Linked DNA regions of Mus musculus: region 2 is linked to region 1. The links are chromatin loops, found by intact Hi-C in ENCODE. Cell type or tissue: left cerebral cortex. All regions are shown on one strand.

Evidence for each region. A loop is a pair of places that touch in the nucleus more often than their neighbours do. Peaks named below come from ENCODE experiments on the same cell type or tissue, not always from the same donor. Only the 100,000 strongest peaks of a DNase experiment are listed, where the experiment ranks them.
Region 2: it touches region 1 in a loop (7-fold over the local background); 20 of 42 quality-filtered maps call a loop at or near these places.

Annotation. Positions count from the first base shown.
Region 1 is chr10:62,406,234-62,414,233 of GRCm38, reverse strand. It overlaps Hkdc1 (hexokinase domain containing 1), which reads left to right. Exons shown (of 18, transcript NM_145419.1): 3 at 2,380-2,528; 4 at 2,608-2,727; 5 at 4,349-4,444; 6 at 5,520-5,619. Among named protein-coding and RNA genes, the nearest start is that of Hkdc1, 12 kb to the left of the region's middle. In left cerebral cortex, a CTCF peak has its summit at 3,072 (motif pointing right); DNase peaks (open chromatin) are centred at 2,140, 2,531, 3,098, 3,656 and 3 more places; H3K4me3 peaks cover 1,161 bases; H3K27ac peaks cover 1,724 bases.
Region 2 is chr10:62,270,744-62,278,743 of GRCm38, reverse strand. Hk1 (hexokinase 1) reads left to right here. Exons shown (of 18, transcript NM_001146100.1): 15 at 2,880-3,063; 16 at 4,142-4,297; 17 at 6,922-7,155. Among named protein-coding and RNA genes, the nearest start is that of Tacr2, 22 kb to the right of the region's middle. In left cerebral cortex, a CTCF peak has its summit at 3,325 (motif pointing left); DNase peaks (open chromatin) are centred at 2,417 and 3,338.

The DNA of each region.
Region 1 (8,000 bases):
TTACCAACAGCCCTTTCGGTAGCCCCTGAAGAGGAAGGCCTTTTTATTTTTCCAAATGAGTCTTTTTTTTTTTAAGATTTATTTATCATATGTAAGTACACTGTAGCCATCCTCAGACACACCAGAAGAGGGAATCAGATCTCATTACAGATGGTTGTAAGCCACCATGTGATTGCTGAGATTTGAACTCAGGACCTGCGGAAGAGCAGTCAGTGCTCTTACCTGCTGAGCCATCTCGGCAGCCTCTGCCCCCCCCTCCATTTTCTTAATAATTGTTGTGAAAGATTCTCCTTACCCTGTTCTCTTGTCCTACCTGGGCAGGGCCTTCCCCCCACCCCCACCCCCAGGGTCCAGGAAGTTATTTCTCCAAGATTAGAGTCATACCACGTGAGAGGGATCAGACCACATGGTTTCCATGAAATGACATCTTGAGTCACACTGGCAAGGGAGGTGTTTGCACAGTGATAAGGATGTGACGCTAGACAGAGGGAGGAACTGACTCTAACCAGGTCTCAGTTTGCCACCTAGAATCCCGCAGAGGGGGCAACTCCCGCTGGCTGGAGACCTTTTTCAAAACTCTCCATCAGATTTGCCCTTGCCTTCCTTAAGCCCTATGGCTCAGCCTCACCTTCTGTGACTCAATCCCATCCCCCACTGGCAAACACTCTCCTCTCCACCTGGCTTCTGACTCCCTCTGTGGGGAACTGGAGAGCTCTGGCCTATCATGTGCGACCCCACTCCCATCCCCCACACGACCCCACAAGCTTCCCAAGCACAGCATTTGTCTGATGTAGCACCATGCTTCTGATAAGCTTTTTCAGGGGTTCCCACCTCCTCAGGGAGCTCACACCTCCTCAGGGGGCTCACACCCTGGCATTTGGGCACTGATTATGGAGTAAGGTGCTCCTGTGAATGTTTGCAAGACTTCTCAGAAAAACCAGGGTGAGCGCTTGTCGCTGTGCACGGGTGTGATAAGTGCATAGGATTTTGTGCCTGGATTCCTTGGCCCAGTCATAAACCTTAAGCCACTCCCTCGGGCTCAGTTCAGTGCTAATCTAGGGAGATAATCTCTACTTGCTTCCACTGAAACAAAATTCTGGCTGGGTCTATAAATGATTGACACCTTAGCTGGGGGGGGGGGGGGGATGGCGTGTCCAGGAATGCAGAGTTCCAGGCCTTTCCACTGACTCAGCTGCCAGGTTCTCAGAGAGGTACGTGTGTGTGTGTGTGTGTGTGTGTGTGTGTGTGTGTGTGTGTGTGTGTGTGACAGTTTGCACAGCACTGTTCTGGCCAGCTAAGCATCAGCTTTTAACTCTTGGATTGCCAGAACAGAGAAACTCCGGAGCATAGCCCGGGTGTGTTTGTTGTGTAAAGACTGAGATGGAAGCACACAGATCTCATGGAAATCCTACAGCAGGGACCTCTGTGTGCTCAGCTTTGGGGGAACTGGGCCTGGGAACCTCCTCCCCGTGTCCTCCGCGTTTGCTGTCTGCTAGAGATGTTTCTTGGGCATCACCTCTCGTGGCTCACTAACAGCAATAGACTGTCCAGCTGCCCCTCAATGTACAGGAGACTGAGGTTGCCATGGTGTGACATCAGACCCTGCTACTGGGGTTTGCAGGCATGGGATTTCTCATGCCTGGCCTATGAGACCACCCTGCAGGCACAGATAGTTCTTTATAAACACGTCTAGTGTTAGGAGGTGAACTTCCCATACATGTGACAGACACCAAAGGCACTGGTGAGGGTCCTGCATAGGTGTCATGGCGTGTGGTGCCTCCCCCACACATGCATCATTCTGTGTCTCTTTTTGTAGCATCCTTCTTGGGCTTTTGGATGCAGGACCATCTGCTCCTGGTGGAGAGACTGTGCGCCCTTACCCCTAAATTAAGCAACCATGTGGTCCCTGCTGCCCACTGGGGCTTGTGGGAGGCTGGCTTCTCTTCGCTGCGCCTCTCTCTCCCCCCCCCTCTCTCTCATGCCCTTATGTGAGTTTTCCCAGTGGTTGGTGCAACAGCTTTCTTCCTAGACAGCATCTGGGTATAGTCTCTGCTCTTAAGGCTCATTCTCAGAGCCCAGCCCCACCCCGCCCCGTCCTGCTCACAAAATGGGGTCACATGTGCCTTTTCCCAATGAGCTTGCTCATTCTCTCCAGCATGACCGAGTGGAGCAGAATCAGGCAGACTTGGGCTCACATCCCAGCTCTGCCAGCTCCTGTGTAGAGCAGACTGAAGACCATATCCCCAACCCTCAGGCTAGTGGGCTGGTGACACTAATCCGCAGGGGGTTGGGACCTTGGACAGCGCTTGCTGTATGTCAGGCTTTTTACCATACCTAGGAGAATCTCCACAGAATGGTGACTATTTTCATTTCTCATAGAAAACGGGGAATTCCTTTCCCTGGATCTCGGAGGATCCAAGTTTCGGGTCTTGAAGGTGCAAGTCTCCCAAGAGGGCCAGCAAAATGTTCAGATGGAGAGCCAGTTCTACCCAATGCCCAATGAAATCACCCGTGGGAATGGCACGGAGGTACTGGCAGGAGGGGAAGACCTGGGTACCAGCCACGAGAGGCGGCACCTAAGCCTTGTGCCTGTGTTCTCTCTGGCAGCTTTTTGACTACGTAGCCGACTGCCTGGCAGATTTCATGAAGACCAAAAATCTGACACATAAGAAGCTGCCTCTGGGCTTCACCTTTTCTTTTCCCTGCAGACAGAATAAGTTGGAGGAGGTAAGGCAAGGGATGGGGGAGGGAGAGGGGCGGGAGCAGGTGCATTCATGCATGAAATTCTGGTCTGTCGGTCTTTCTGCTTTCTGCTAATGTGAGACAGAACGGGGTGATGTGGGCCCTTGGTTTCTGTGCTTAACGGAACATACAGAGCATGAAAGGATGGATGGGCACTTTAGGTGGTTCTCATGAAGGCTTACTGGGCCCTAAGTGCACATCTCAAGGTTGCCCAGAGATGCAGTGCTGGCCTCAGAGTCACAGATATCCCCTGCCTCTGCCTCCTGGCACCTAAAGGCCATTTCATTTCCTCTGTCGATTGTTGCCTGAGCCTATGAAGGCAGAAGTGACCTGCAGTGGCCTCACGGTGGCAGTGTGGCACAAAACCCAACTGTGGCTCTGACCATGGGTCTAAGTTGTGCGATGTGTCCGATTGGAGCTCCTGGAGTATGTTCCTGTGTGTTCCTTCATTCATAACTTAGGGGACTAGAAGAGGGGTGTCTGGGGAGTTTGTGGGCTTGGACTTAGCTGCTCCTGACCGGGTGGATGGACTTGGGCAAGTCTGTTAATCTTCACGTTCTCTTCTCATCTGGAACAAAAGCCTGTAATTCCTTGTGAATTCAGACGAGAAATGCCATTTGTAAGAAATGATCGTTCATTCAACCTGAGAACCATTTATCCAAGTTGAAATTAAGTTCTCCAGGAAGTCCCTATAAGGTAGCACCGAGCTAGTTCTGGGGGACCTACAACTTGTGCATTCTATACACCCCGAAGTACCCTACCCCAGGGTGTGAACGGAGGGGACAGAGGGGTCATTCTCTCATCAGTTCCCTGTGCAGCTGGAGGTGGGGCAGGGGGAGTGTGCAAGTGTGCGTGTGGGTTCTATTATACGAATCAAAAGCTCTTGGCTCCCGTGTGCTGTGAGTCAGAGTTCTGTCTCTTCAGCATTTGTGCTTCTGGTGACTGAGATAAAATATGTAAAGAAAGGGGAGGTATTTCTGTCCCTAATTTATTCACCCAAGGCAACATTAAAAAATTTTTCTTTGCAAAAGATGGAATCAACCCAAATGTCTCCCAGCGGATGAGCAGATTAAGAAAGGGCACCTCTGTACAGTGGAATATTACTCAGCCATCAAAAGGAAGCCATTCTGTCATTTGTGGGAATGTGTGGGAATATTAAACTCAGTGAAATAACTCAGGCACAGGGAACAAGTTACACGTCTCTCATTTTGTTGTTGTTGGTTTTGTTTTGCTTTCTCAAGACAGGGTTTCTCTGTGTTGTAGCCCTGGCTATCCTGGAATTCACTCTGTAGACCAGGCTGGCTCACAGACACCCACCTGCCTCTGCCTCATGAGTCTTAACTTGTTTTGGAAATCTAGATAAGTCTCATTTAAAAAAAATCCCATAGCTGTGTGTAGTGTTTGTGCGGGTTGATTGGATTATGCACTGAACCTGCCTAGCATACCCCTTAAATTATTATGTATCAATTAGAAACAAAATCAAACCCCAAAGAATCAGAGTGATTGAACAGAGAGAGGAGAGCCCGTGGGGCTCAGAGCCAGGGCTGTCTGCCTGCCGCGGCATAGCCTGAACACCTCCAGGCACTGACCAAAAGCACCCTCACAGGGTGTTCTGCTTTCGTGGACCAAGAAGTTCAAGGCCCGGGGAGTTCAGGACACAGACGTGGTGAACCGCCTGGCCACTGCCATGAAGAAGCACAAGGTAAGGGGTTCACCTTGGTGTGAGGCCTCCTAGTCCTCTACCCTTGGGCTTGGGGGGTCCTTGTAGTGCATCCCCCTGGAAGGAGAACTTGGCGGGGTCCCCTTTGTAGTGAAGAGGAGCGCTGGCCTTCTGGAGAACCACAAGAGGCAGGCAACCTTTTATGCCTGGGTCCCCAGGCACCACAACCTGCCCTTGTTGGAAGGTTGGACTTGAGCTGTGGCTGTGTTTAAGCCCCGCCTTGCCTCCTCTTTAGGCTGGGGTGTAGTGGTGAAGTCACATGCACATGCTTTGGGGACAAGTCCTAGTTACCAGCCAGCCAACCAACCAACCAGCCAACCAACGAACACACAGGTCCCAAAGAACCAAAGAACACTGTTCATAGCTCTCTACTTAGCTTTCTACGCTTGCTTTTTTGAGAATATTTTACAATCATTTTTATAGCAGCAAAAGTAAGAGAGAAAGAGAGAGAGAAAATCTCAACCCCTTAAAAGCTGAACTGCTTGTTGCATGATAGGAAGAGGAGCTATTCTTACCGTTCTTAGCCGAGCTGGTGAATGAGCCTCTAGGAAAGGGGCTGGTGTACCACGTGGAGCTATGATCCCCTAACCCCAAAGGAAGACTTTGATGTGTCACCTTCCAATCCTTTCTTCTCACCTTAAAGCAGTCAGTCCTTCAGGTCTGAGGGAACTGTGATGGCAGCGTCCGGACAGAATAACCCACGTAGAAGAGACAGGTTTTAGTTGAGATGGGTTTTGCCATGCTTGCTGCCTGGCAGGGCCCCGTGACCCAGGACTGACATGTTTTCTCTTAGAAATAACCATCATTTCCATGACAGATCTGTTTTCCATTATCTCCCCCCCCCCCCGGGGGTAGATGCCAGGGCTGCCCGTATAGTCCCCTTCACAGCAGTCATTCCCTCAGCGCAGAAGCACAAGCTTCCCCTCCTACCCTGGGCTTTGAACCTTCACAAAATCTGTTTCTTGCAGGCAGTGTTTAGCGTGTTCACTGTTTGGGGGTGGGGTAGAGAGAATATGACTTCCCTCCACTGATACCCTTGAGGCCTTCTGTTCACCAGGACCTGGACGTGGACATCCTGGCTTTGGTTAACGACACTGTGGGGACCATGATGACTTGTGCTTATGATGATCCCAACTGTGAAGTCGGCGTTATCATCGGTAACTCAGTGGACTTGGGGTGGGGGGCAGTGAGATTGGGGCTGAGTTTGAGTAAAATATATATAAATATGAAGGGTGCTGCCATTTTTCTGCAGAGCAACACGGGGAGATGCGAAGCCTGCATCTATATCATCCTCCCTCCTTCCATCCTCCCTTCCTCTCTCTGTCTATCCATCCTCCCTCCCTCCATCCTCCCTTCCTCTCTCTATCCATCCTCCTTCCCTCTGTCCACTCATCCTCCCTCCCTCTATTCTCCTTCACTCTATCTCTCCTCCCTTCTTCCATTCTCCTTCCTTCCCTCTGTCTATCCATCCTCCCTCCCTCCCTCCCTCCACTCTCCCTCCCTCCCTCCCTCCACTCTCCCTCCCTCCCTCCCTCCTTCAATGAATTCATCTTCCCTTTCTCCCTCCCTCCTCCCTCCCTCTGTCCATCCATTCTCCCTCCATCTTCCTTCTCTCCTGTTGTAAAAAAAACAAAACAAAACAAAAAAAAAACTTAATAAATCCTGGTGTGGGGTTCCTTCCCACCTTAATTATTTGTGTTCCCAGATGAAAGACACATACAGCCTTTATATTTTAATCTGCCTTGTGCAGCATAGCAGTTGGGCAGCTGCCTGCTCTCCATGCTGTTAGAATCTACTTTCACATCGGTAACCCCAAATTATCACTTATTATTTGCTATGTTCCATCTGGGCTGCTCTTAATTCAATCGGGCAGCCCTCTGAGCCCTGTTCTCTTGGCCCTTAGACCATGGCTGCTCTGCTTGCTTCTCTAGCCCATTGCTGCTCTCCCTTCCTCCTTTTCTTCTGAAGTCCTTGGAATCTAAGACGCACTCCCCATATCTCTTCTCCCCAGCTATTGGCTGCTGGCATCTTTATTTACCAATCAGAATTAACTGGGGACAGGGTCCCTCAGGCTACATGCAAACTCCAAATCTTAAAGCCCAACACTTAACATTACAATAAACAGTAAAAGACAAAACCTCAACACACCTTCCTTGCATCCATCTTCCCCCTCCCTCCTCCCTTCCTCTGCCCTCCATCCTCTCTCTCTCCTCATCTCCATCCCCTGCCTCCTCCTTCCCTCCCTTGTCTCTTCATGCCGTGATGTGCTGGGTCTGTGCTCAGTGCTGGCTCACAGTGAATCTCCTTGGACCCTCCTGTGTATGTTGAGAAGGGCAATGGAAGCTGGACATACAACTCCCATCTGTAATCTCGGCCCTCATGGATTGGAGGCAGTAAGATGGCTCTAACTTTGATGCCAGCCTGGGCTACTTAGGGAGTTTCAGGCTAGCCTGGGCTTAAGACTGAGCTCCTATCTCAGTTGGACTGCAACTGTGAGACTGATCCCCAGGACAGGGGTAGACGTAGACAACCTGTCCAGAGGCCACTGAACTGTCGGCAAAGGCACAAAGGGGCCTGAGACATGAAAGTTAGAGGCTGCAGGTGTCCAGCTGGGGATCCCGGGAAAAGGCAGTTGGAGGCTCAGACATTCAAGTAATATTTGAGACAGGGTTTTATCTGTAGACCAGACTGTCCTTGAATTCACCATCCTCCTGTCTGGATTACAGGTGTCTGTGTGTGTGTGTGTGGGGGGGGGTGCATGCTAGTGTGTGCCACCATTTCTGGATCCTAGGCTGTTCCCAGATAGCCCATTTCTACCTCCCATTCCTCTGCCAGGGCTAGGGCACTTCTGATTTTCTAAAAGGGGTTCCTTGGCCTGGTTTTCCTAAGGGGTCTGACCACCCAAGCAGCTTGAAGCTCCTAACGATTCCAGGACCCCCACTTCACCCTGGGACAGGCACATGCCAGTCATGGTATCACCTGCTGTTGTCTCTCTGTCTGTCTTGGTTACTGTGTCTGAGACCACAGATTGGGTTTTTAAGCCTGAACATTGTCCCACACTTGTCTGCAAAGTTTTTTTTCCAAATATCAAATTAGAGTCTATTTTTAAAACATATCTCATTTTTTTTTTCTTATCGGCATTTAAAATGCCCAGCCCAGGGTACCAGCCAGGGAAGGAGACGTTAAATGAACAGAGGGATGAGAATTCAGAGCCGCTTTGCTGAGGCGCACGATTTCTCTTGCTTCAGGCACAGAATCTATGGGGTTTTGTTTTTGTTTCTTTAATTTTTCAGAGCTTTGCAAACACTCAGCTCATTCTACTTTTAAAATATTTTCACAATCCCCAGAAGGGTCCAAAAAGGCGTGCCCACTTGCAGCCATCCCTTAGCACTTGCCTGGAAGGCTTTCATACTCACTCAGCGTCAGTGTCTGGCTTTCTTAGCGGATACTTACCAACAAGGACCTCTGCTGAGAACCACTGATGGCAGCCATGAGCCAATGGGTGAATGGTGTCAGTGGCCGGAGACATGGCCCAGCC
Region 2 (8,000 bases), 140 kb after region 1:
TGTCCACAGCCCCTTGTGGGCTAAAACAGCACCAACCGGTGCTCCTTCCCAGTCTTAGGGGATACTGTGTAAGATATGCTCTAGGGAGGTTAAACATGGAAACCAGAGGCTTCCTGGGAGCCACACGCCACCCAGAGGAATTCTCCTTGTCTTAGAAGCAGCAGATCTCCTATGGTGTCAGTGTATTGTCTGGCTTTATGTTTTATGTCAATTTGACACAGGCTAGAGGCATCAGAGGACGGAACCTCAACTGAGAAAATGCCTCTGGTAAGATGGGCTGCAGTCAGGCCTCTAGGGCATTTTCTTAACCAGTGATTGATGCAGGAAGGGCCCAGCCCGTTGTGAGTGGTGCCATCCCTGGGCTGGTGGCCCTGGGTTCTATAAGAAATCAGGCTGAGCAAACCATGGGGAACAAGCTAGTAAGCAGCATCCCTCCATGGCCTCTGCATCAGCTCCTGCCTCCAGGTTCCTGCCCTGTCTGAGTTACTGTCCCGAGTTCCCTCAGTGATGAACAGCGATGGGGAAGCATAAGCCAAATAAACCCTTTCTTCACCAAGTTGCTTTGGTGTTGGTGGTTTCAGCACAGCAGTGGTAACCCTGACTACAACAGTCTGTGGTACCAGCAAGGAGCCGCTTGCTCAGCAAGGCAAGGAGCCCCTGAGCAGAAAGGTGGGAAAGTCCCAGCACTTCCAAGCTTGCTGACTAGATGTAGTCACAAGAAGTGAATGAGCAACCAGGCGATGTGGTGCACGCCTTTAATCCCAGCACTTGAGAGGCAGAGGCAGGCGGATTTCTGAGTTCGAGGCCAGCCTGGTCTACAAAGTGAGTTCCAGGACAGCCAGGGCTACACAGAGAAACCCTGTCTCGAAAAAAAAAAAAAAAAAAAAAAGAAAGAAGAAGAAGTGAATGGTGGAAGGACAAAAGTAGACAGTCTCCTAGCTACTGTGTGTGTGTGTGTGTGTGTGTGTGTGTGTGTGTGTGCGCGCACACGTGCGAGCACAAGCGCTGCTCATTTGCTTCTTGTGACTACATCTAGTCAGCAAGCTTCAAAGTGCTGGGACTTTCCCACCTTTCTGCTCAGCGGCTCGTTGCCTTGCTGGTACCACAGACTGTCGTGCACGCGTGTAGCAATACATTCCTCTGTTGTAAGAGCGTATAGCAACATAAATATAGCCCTGCACAGGCCAACAGGTTAGGCTTTAGGCAAAATGGTGGACACTTGAGGATTGCTGCAAGTTCAAGGCCAACCTAGTCAACATAGTAAGTACCCAGCCGGCTAGGGTTTGTTTTAAAGATCAACCAACCCACCCCTCTTTGTCGTTTACCTCAGATTTGCCATTTAAACGTAAGTACCCAGATACAATGGAAAAACCAAATGTTTTGTTTGTTTTCAAGAAATACACCCAGCTGGACGGTAGTGGTCCATGCCTTTAATCCCAGCATTTGGGGGCTGGGGGTGGGGGGGGAGCGGGGCAGAAGCAGGTGGATCTCTGTGAGTTTGAGTCCAGCTTAGTCTACAAATCAAGTTCCAGGACAGCCAAGGCTACACAGAGAAACCTTGTCTCAAAAACAATCAACAAAAACAACAAAAAACAACCAAAACTCTATAGGGCTGGAGAGATGGCTCAGTGGTTATGAGCGTTGGCTGCTCTTCCAGAGGACCAGAGTTCAATTCCCAGCAACCTCATGGCAGCTCACAACTGTCTGTAACTCAAATTCCAGTGAATCCAACCTGCTTACCCAGACATAGCGCAAACACCAAATGTACATTTTAAAGGTCGGGGAGGGAGGGAGGGAGGGAGAGAGGGAGGGAGGGAGAGAGAGAGAGAGAGAGAGAGAGAGAGAGAGAGAGAGAGAGAGAGAGAGAGAGAGAGATTGAGTAATGGTGGTGCACACCTTTAATCCCAGCACTCGGGAGGCAGAGGCAGGTAGATCTCTGAATTTTCGGCCAGCCTGGTCTACAGAGTGAATTCCAGGACAGCTAAAGCTATACAGAGAAGCCCTATCTCATAAACCAAACATAAATATATGTATGCATATATGCACACATATATAATGTATGTGTATGTATGTATGTATGTATGTATGTATGTATGTATGTATACCTCACCCATATACACACTGGTGAGGGCTGGGGATGTAGTTCAGTTGATAGAATGCAAGTAACTCAGTCCCTTTTTGCCAAGGATCAAGGATCATTGTGGAAGACGGGGCAGATGGTTATAAGAGCCAGAGGTGGTTGGCTAGTCTAAAAAAAAAGGATCTTTGCACACATGACAGGGCAGTTGCACACATGAAATCGGAGGCTCTGACTGCAGGCAGATCCTGTGCAAGATCAAGGCAGACAAGATCCCAGCATAGTCGAGGGGCAGGAGGGTCACGATCCCACCACTAGCTGAGGAGCTATTGGCCGGCACTGCACCTGATGGCTGCTGGGGGGACGAGAGTCAGGGTTTCAGTTTTCTCTGGAGATGGGGACCCTGAGAAAACCTCCCTGTGCTCCAGTACCGGGTCCTAGCCCACATGCAGGCAGCATCAGCTGTGCTCAGTGGGCGTGTTTAGATGGCACCACAGAGAGTTGAGAGGGAAAAAGTGATAGAGGATGGGGGAGGGACTGGAAGAGAGGGGGTATACTTAATCCAAATCTGTGTGTGTATGACAACTAATTTAAAAATTGTAAGCAACCCTTGCCCTGCGCATCAGAGCTCCCGGTGTGAAGCCCCCCTACCCCACCATGTGTTCATCTCCCCGTATGAAGCCCCCCAGATATGAAGGGTGTGAGGACCCTTCCTGAGTGCGAAGCCTCTCCCCCAGTGTGAACCCCAGGTGTGAAGCCCCTGGTGCCAGCCCCATCATTTCCTTCTGTCCCCATGTTTTAGGGACTGGCAGCAATGCCTGCTACATGGAGGAGATGAAAAACGTGGAGATGGTGGAGGGGAACCAGGGCCAGATGTGCATCAATATGGAATGGGGTGCCTTTGGTGACAACGGCTGTCTGGACGACATCAGAACAGACTTCGACAAAGTGGTGGACGAATATTCTCTAAACAGTGGGAAACAAAGGTAATCAGCCTGTTGGGTGCCCGTGAGTGGGTTGGCTGGATTCTATGGCTGCACAGGGGCTTGGAAGCCCATCCCTTTGTTATAAGTGGGTTTTTGATTCCTGGTATGGGGTAGGATTATTCCTAGAAGTGACTGTGACAGTGGACATGCTGCCTAGTTTGCCCTTTGGGGACTGAAGGAGTTTAGCCATGCCTCAAAGGTCTCTTACCTTTGAGGACTTCAGTGGGTGAGGTAGACTCTCTTCTCACTACAAGATCCTGCGCCCCCTTGTGGCTGCTCAAAGTTTTGCAACTCAGGTCATGTTGGTTCTGAAAGAACAGTAGCCACTTAGCAATGAGGTGACCGTTCCAGTCTTCCAGTACGGTTCTTATTCATTGGCATAGCCTGGACGAGATGATCTGAGTTATGTCCTTTGGAAAATAAATTGGCTTCAGTTTAATCTTGAAAGTGTTGGGGCTCACCAGACTTGCCCCATGCTGTTAACCACAAAACCATCAAAAGCCAACCAACCAACCAACCAACCAACCAAAACCATCAATATATGAATACAAAAACCAAAGAACTTTCTCTCTGTCCATTTAAGACTCCACTGAGATATTTTTTGCTTAGTCTGGAACTGCTGAGGGCGTTGTACTGTGCTGGGCTGGGGTCTAGGCAAGGCACTCGTTCCCCGTCTTCTCAGGACCAGGAGTCACTGTGGTGGTGGCAAGAGAGAGAGAGAGAGAAGGGAGCCTTGTGTGTGCTCTGTAGAAGGGTGAGGTGAGAGAGAGCCTGGGCCTGGAAGAGTGACAGTCTGGGGTGACCCTCTCTGGGGTGTGGCTCATGGCTGAGAGCGGAGTGGAATGGACCAGGCAAAGACAACCAACGAGGCCACCTAGCACGGCTTTCTGTGACTGCAGGGGGCATCAGTGTGGGGAGGGTAGAGGGCTTCTTAGCCCCTGTCAGCATGCTCGGGGAGGCACAGGACAGGTATGTGACCGAGATCATACCCTTGGCTGGCCGTCATAGGTCCGGAGTGGCTGTTGGTCCCAGGGCGAGTGGTCCTTCTGCTCAGTGCCCTCCCTTCCTCTCCACTCAGGTTTGAGAAGATGATCAGTGGAATGTACCTGGGTGAGATCGTCCGTAACATCCTGATTGACTTCACCAAGAAAGGCTTCCTCTTCCGGGGACAGATCTCTGAGCCACTCAAGACCCGAGGCATCTTCGAGACCAAGTTTCTCTCTCAGATCGAGAGGTGAGCAGGGAGGGGAGGAGTTTCTGAGCACCATTTTGCTTTCGGCGAACTCCAAACTCGTGTCGAGAGTACTTCACTTCGCAGAGTATTTTTGAGGCTCATCCACTTTGGGTCCTCCCTTTTTAGGGCTGAGTAATATTCCATTGGATGGACCTATCACGTTTTGTTTTCCCGCATCTGCTACTGTCTGGCAGCTTGGGTGGTTCCCTTAAATGACTCTCTGAACATGGGGGGGGGGGTTGGGGAGTAAACATCTGTTTGGTCCCTGCTGTCGTGTCTCTTATGTATATACTCACAAGTGGACTGGCTGGGACCTGTGGTAATTCCCTTTTCAGTTTCCTGAGGAACCACCATATTGTTTTCCCAAACGGCCACTCCCATTTGCCATCCCCAGCATCCTCACGTAAGCTGCCAGTTTCTAACAGCTTAATGGCAAAGACAGAACAAACCAGAGCTCCATAGGTTCTGTAAGGCCTTTTAAAGATTGGTATTGGGGGGGGGGCGACAAATAGTACACTGAGAAAAACATTTGCTTTGCGTGTGACAAGAGGCAGAAGCATGGTGGGGGCTGGGGACGCAGATCCCAACAGTTCCGACCCCGTGAGCCTCCCTACCCTCGACTGTGCTTCCAAGAATGCCTAAGTTTTCCATTTCCTCCTCTTGGGCATGATGAAAGCTTGACGTAAGGGTTACAGGCCAGAGGATCTGGAGTTATAGGCCCAACTCATCTACGTGGTGAATTTGGGGCTAGCCTTGGCTATTTGAGATCTTGTAGTGACTTCGTACATGCAGTGTGTGTACAATTGCACACACACAAGTCTTTGAGAAAGGCTAGCCAGTCTTATCTCAGCTCTTTCAATTTACTAGGAGAAGGGAAAGTCCTGGGGTACACTAGGTCGCTCATATGACCCTTAAGGGAACAAACGTCATCTTGGCTGACGTAGAATAATGCAAATTAAGCCAAGGTGTGGTGACAAAGGGCATTAAAAAATTACTTCGTGTGTGTGTGTGTGTGTGTGTGTGTGTGTGTGTGTGTGACATGTGTCAGTCAGAGGTTTCCTTTCTCCTGGCTAAGAGAGAAGGCCGATCCCTCGGCTAGCCTCTCCTCTTGCTGTAGGGGTGCTTCTGGCATCAGATTTAGTTCATTGGACTTTCATAACCAGTGCTGTCCCCACTGAGCCACCTCCCAGCCCTGCTGTTGTCCTTAGGAAATTATAGTTTCAAAGTGATCTCTTCTAGCTGGGCGGCGAGGTGAGGCGGGAAGCCGGTGAGCCTCTAGGTCACCTTGGACAGCCCTCTCTCTCCAACAGAAGAGGAAGAAGAGGGGGAGAAAAGAATGTAATGGCATTCCCTGGGGTCACTGGGATTAGGAAAAGTTTTAAAATTTTTCAGCTTTAATTTCTGTAGTCTAGCATGTGGTACACGCCTCTAATCCCAGCACTCTGGAGGCAGAAGCAGGCAGATCAATGAGATCCAGGCCAGCCTGGACTACAGAGTAAGTTCCAGGACAGCCAGGGCTACACAGAGGAACCCTGTCATAAAAAACACCACCACCACCACCAAAAACCAAAACAGTCTTCAGTCTTCCTAATGCTGCAACCCTTTAATACAGTCCCTCATGTTGTGGTGACCCCCCCAACCATAAAATTATTTTCATTGCTCCCTCAAAACTGTAATTTTGCTACTGTTATGAATCATAGGGTAAATACCTGTGTTTACTGATGGTTTTAAGTGACACCCATGGAAGGGTCATTAGACTTCCAAGGAGTCACAATCCACGGGGTTAAGAATCACTGGTTTAGACACACACATACACACACACACACACACACACACACAAAAAAAAAAAAAAAAAACAAAACAAAACAAAAAAAAAAAAGAATCACTGGTTTAGGGCTGGCGAGATGGCTCAGCGGGTAAGAGCACTGACTGCTCTTCCAAAGGTCCTGAGTTCAATTCCCAGCAACCACATGGTGGCTCACAACCATCTGTAGTGAGATCTGACGCCCTCTTCTGGGGTGTCTGAAGACAGCTGCAGTGTACTTATGTATAATAATAAATAAATCTTAAAAAAAGAAAAAGAAAAAGAGCCACTGGTTTGAATCGGTGAGCCAGAGAGATTATTGCTCATTGGTTAAGAGCACTCACAGCTCTTGCGGAGAGCCTGAGTTTGGTTCCTAGCACTTCATTCAGGCTGCTCACAGCCACCTGTACCTCGAGCTCCAGGGGATCTGACACCTCTGGCTGCCGCAGGAACCTGTAACTCATGCACACAGACATACACAATTAGAAGCCGAAGACAGGAGAGATGGCTCTCACCCCTTCTGAAGTTCACAGTGTGATTGTCAGCTCGCACAATCAGGCAAGTCACAGCTTCATATAGCTCCAGATCCAGGGGATCTGACACCCTCCTCTGGCCTCTATGGGTACCTGTGGCGTATACATAGACACACCTACCTACAAATGTGTGTGTGTGTGTGTATTCTTTTAATTTAATCTATTTAGAAGGGGAATAAACCCCTGGGATGCCATTCATAGACAAGCAGAATGCTTTGGACCGGTCCTTGTTCCAAGGGTTCCATGGGCCTGCTCCATCCAGCTCACTGGGCTTTTGTGCTCCACAGTGACCGATTAGCGCTGCTCCAGGTGCGGGCCATCCTTCAGCAGCTGGGTCTAAACAGCACGTGCGACGACAGTATCCTGGTCAAGACCGTGTGTGGGGTGGTGTCCAAGCGGGCGGCCCAGCTGTGTGGTGCCGGCATGGCCGCCGTGGTGGAAAAGATCCGAGAGAACAGAGGCCTAGACCACCTGAATGTAACCGTGGGCGTGGACGGGACGCTCTACAAACTCCATCCACAGTGAGTGTGGCTTCCTCTCTTGGCTGGGGAGTTGGTTGAGGGTCACAGGGTGTCGGCACAGTTCCTCACGGAGGCATAGTAGCCTGGGGCATTTGGAGACAGGAGCCTGAGACGGTGAGTAGCCCTAGTACTTTGGGGAGCCAGAGGAGGGCTTCAGCTGGGCCAGCCTGCAGGAGTGAAACTCTCCCTGCTTCCCTTTGGCCCTCTGAGGTGTGTGTATGTTTGTGCTATAAGTGTGTGCACTGGCCAGCTGTGCTTGGTAAAAGGAAATTCAGAACGAGGCAGAACAGGAGCAGGGTAGGCCCGGGCTCTGTGGCAGGGAGAAATGTTTTTATCAGAATCATAAGCCCTGTACTTGAGCCCGCTCAAAGCTAGGGTCTTAGGGACAGTGACCACATCTGAACAGAAACCCTGTGCATTGGTTAGCATTCTATAGAGGAAGGGACCTGACAGAATGAATCTATATTCAAAGTAGATCCATCATTCCAGCTAGTCCAACAATGGCTGCCTCCCAACAGAAAGGCCAAGAATCTTATAGTTGTTCAATCCATGAGGCTGGACGTCTTCTGTCTGCATTGGAATCCCGAAGTAGTCATCTTGGGTATCAGTGAGAAGGGATGCCCCCGCAACAGGGTAGATGAGCTTGCCAATGGGAGTGAGGGCAGGAAACAGGCAAAAAAGCAAAAGCTTCCTTGCATGTATGTCCTTTTCTGTGAGCTGTCACCAGAAGGTTGGCCCAGATTTAGGGCACTCTTCTCCGCCCCTTCAAATCATCCAGGCAAGAAAAATCCCACACAGGTGTGCCCTGAATGCTTGGATTTTAGTTAATTCCAGATGCAGTCAAG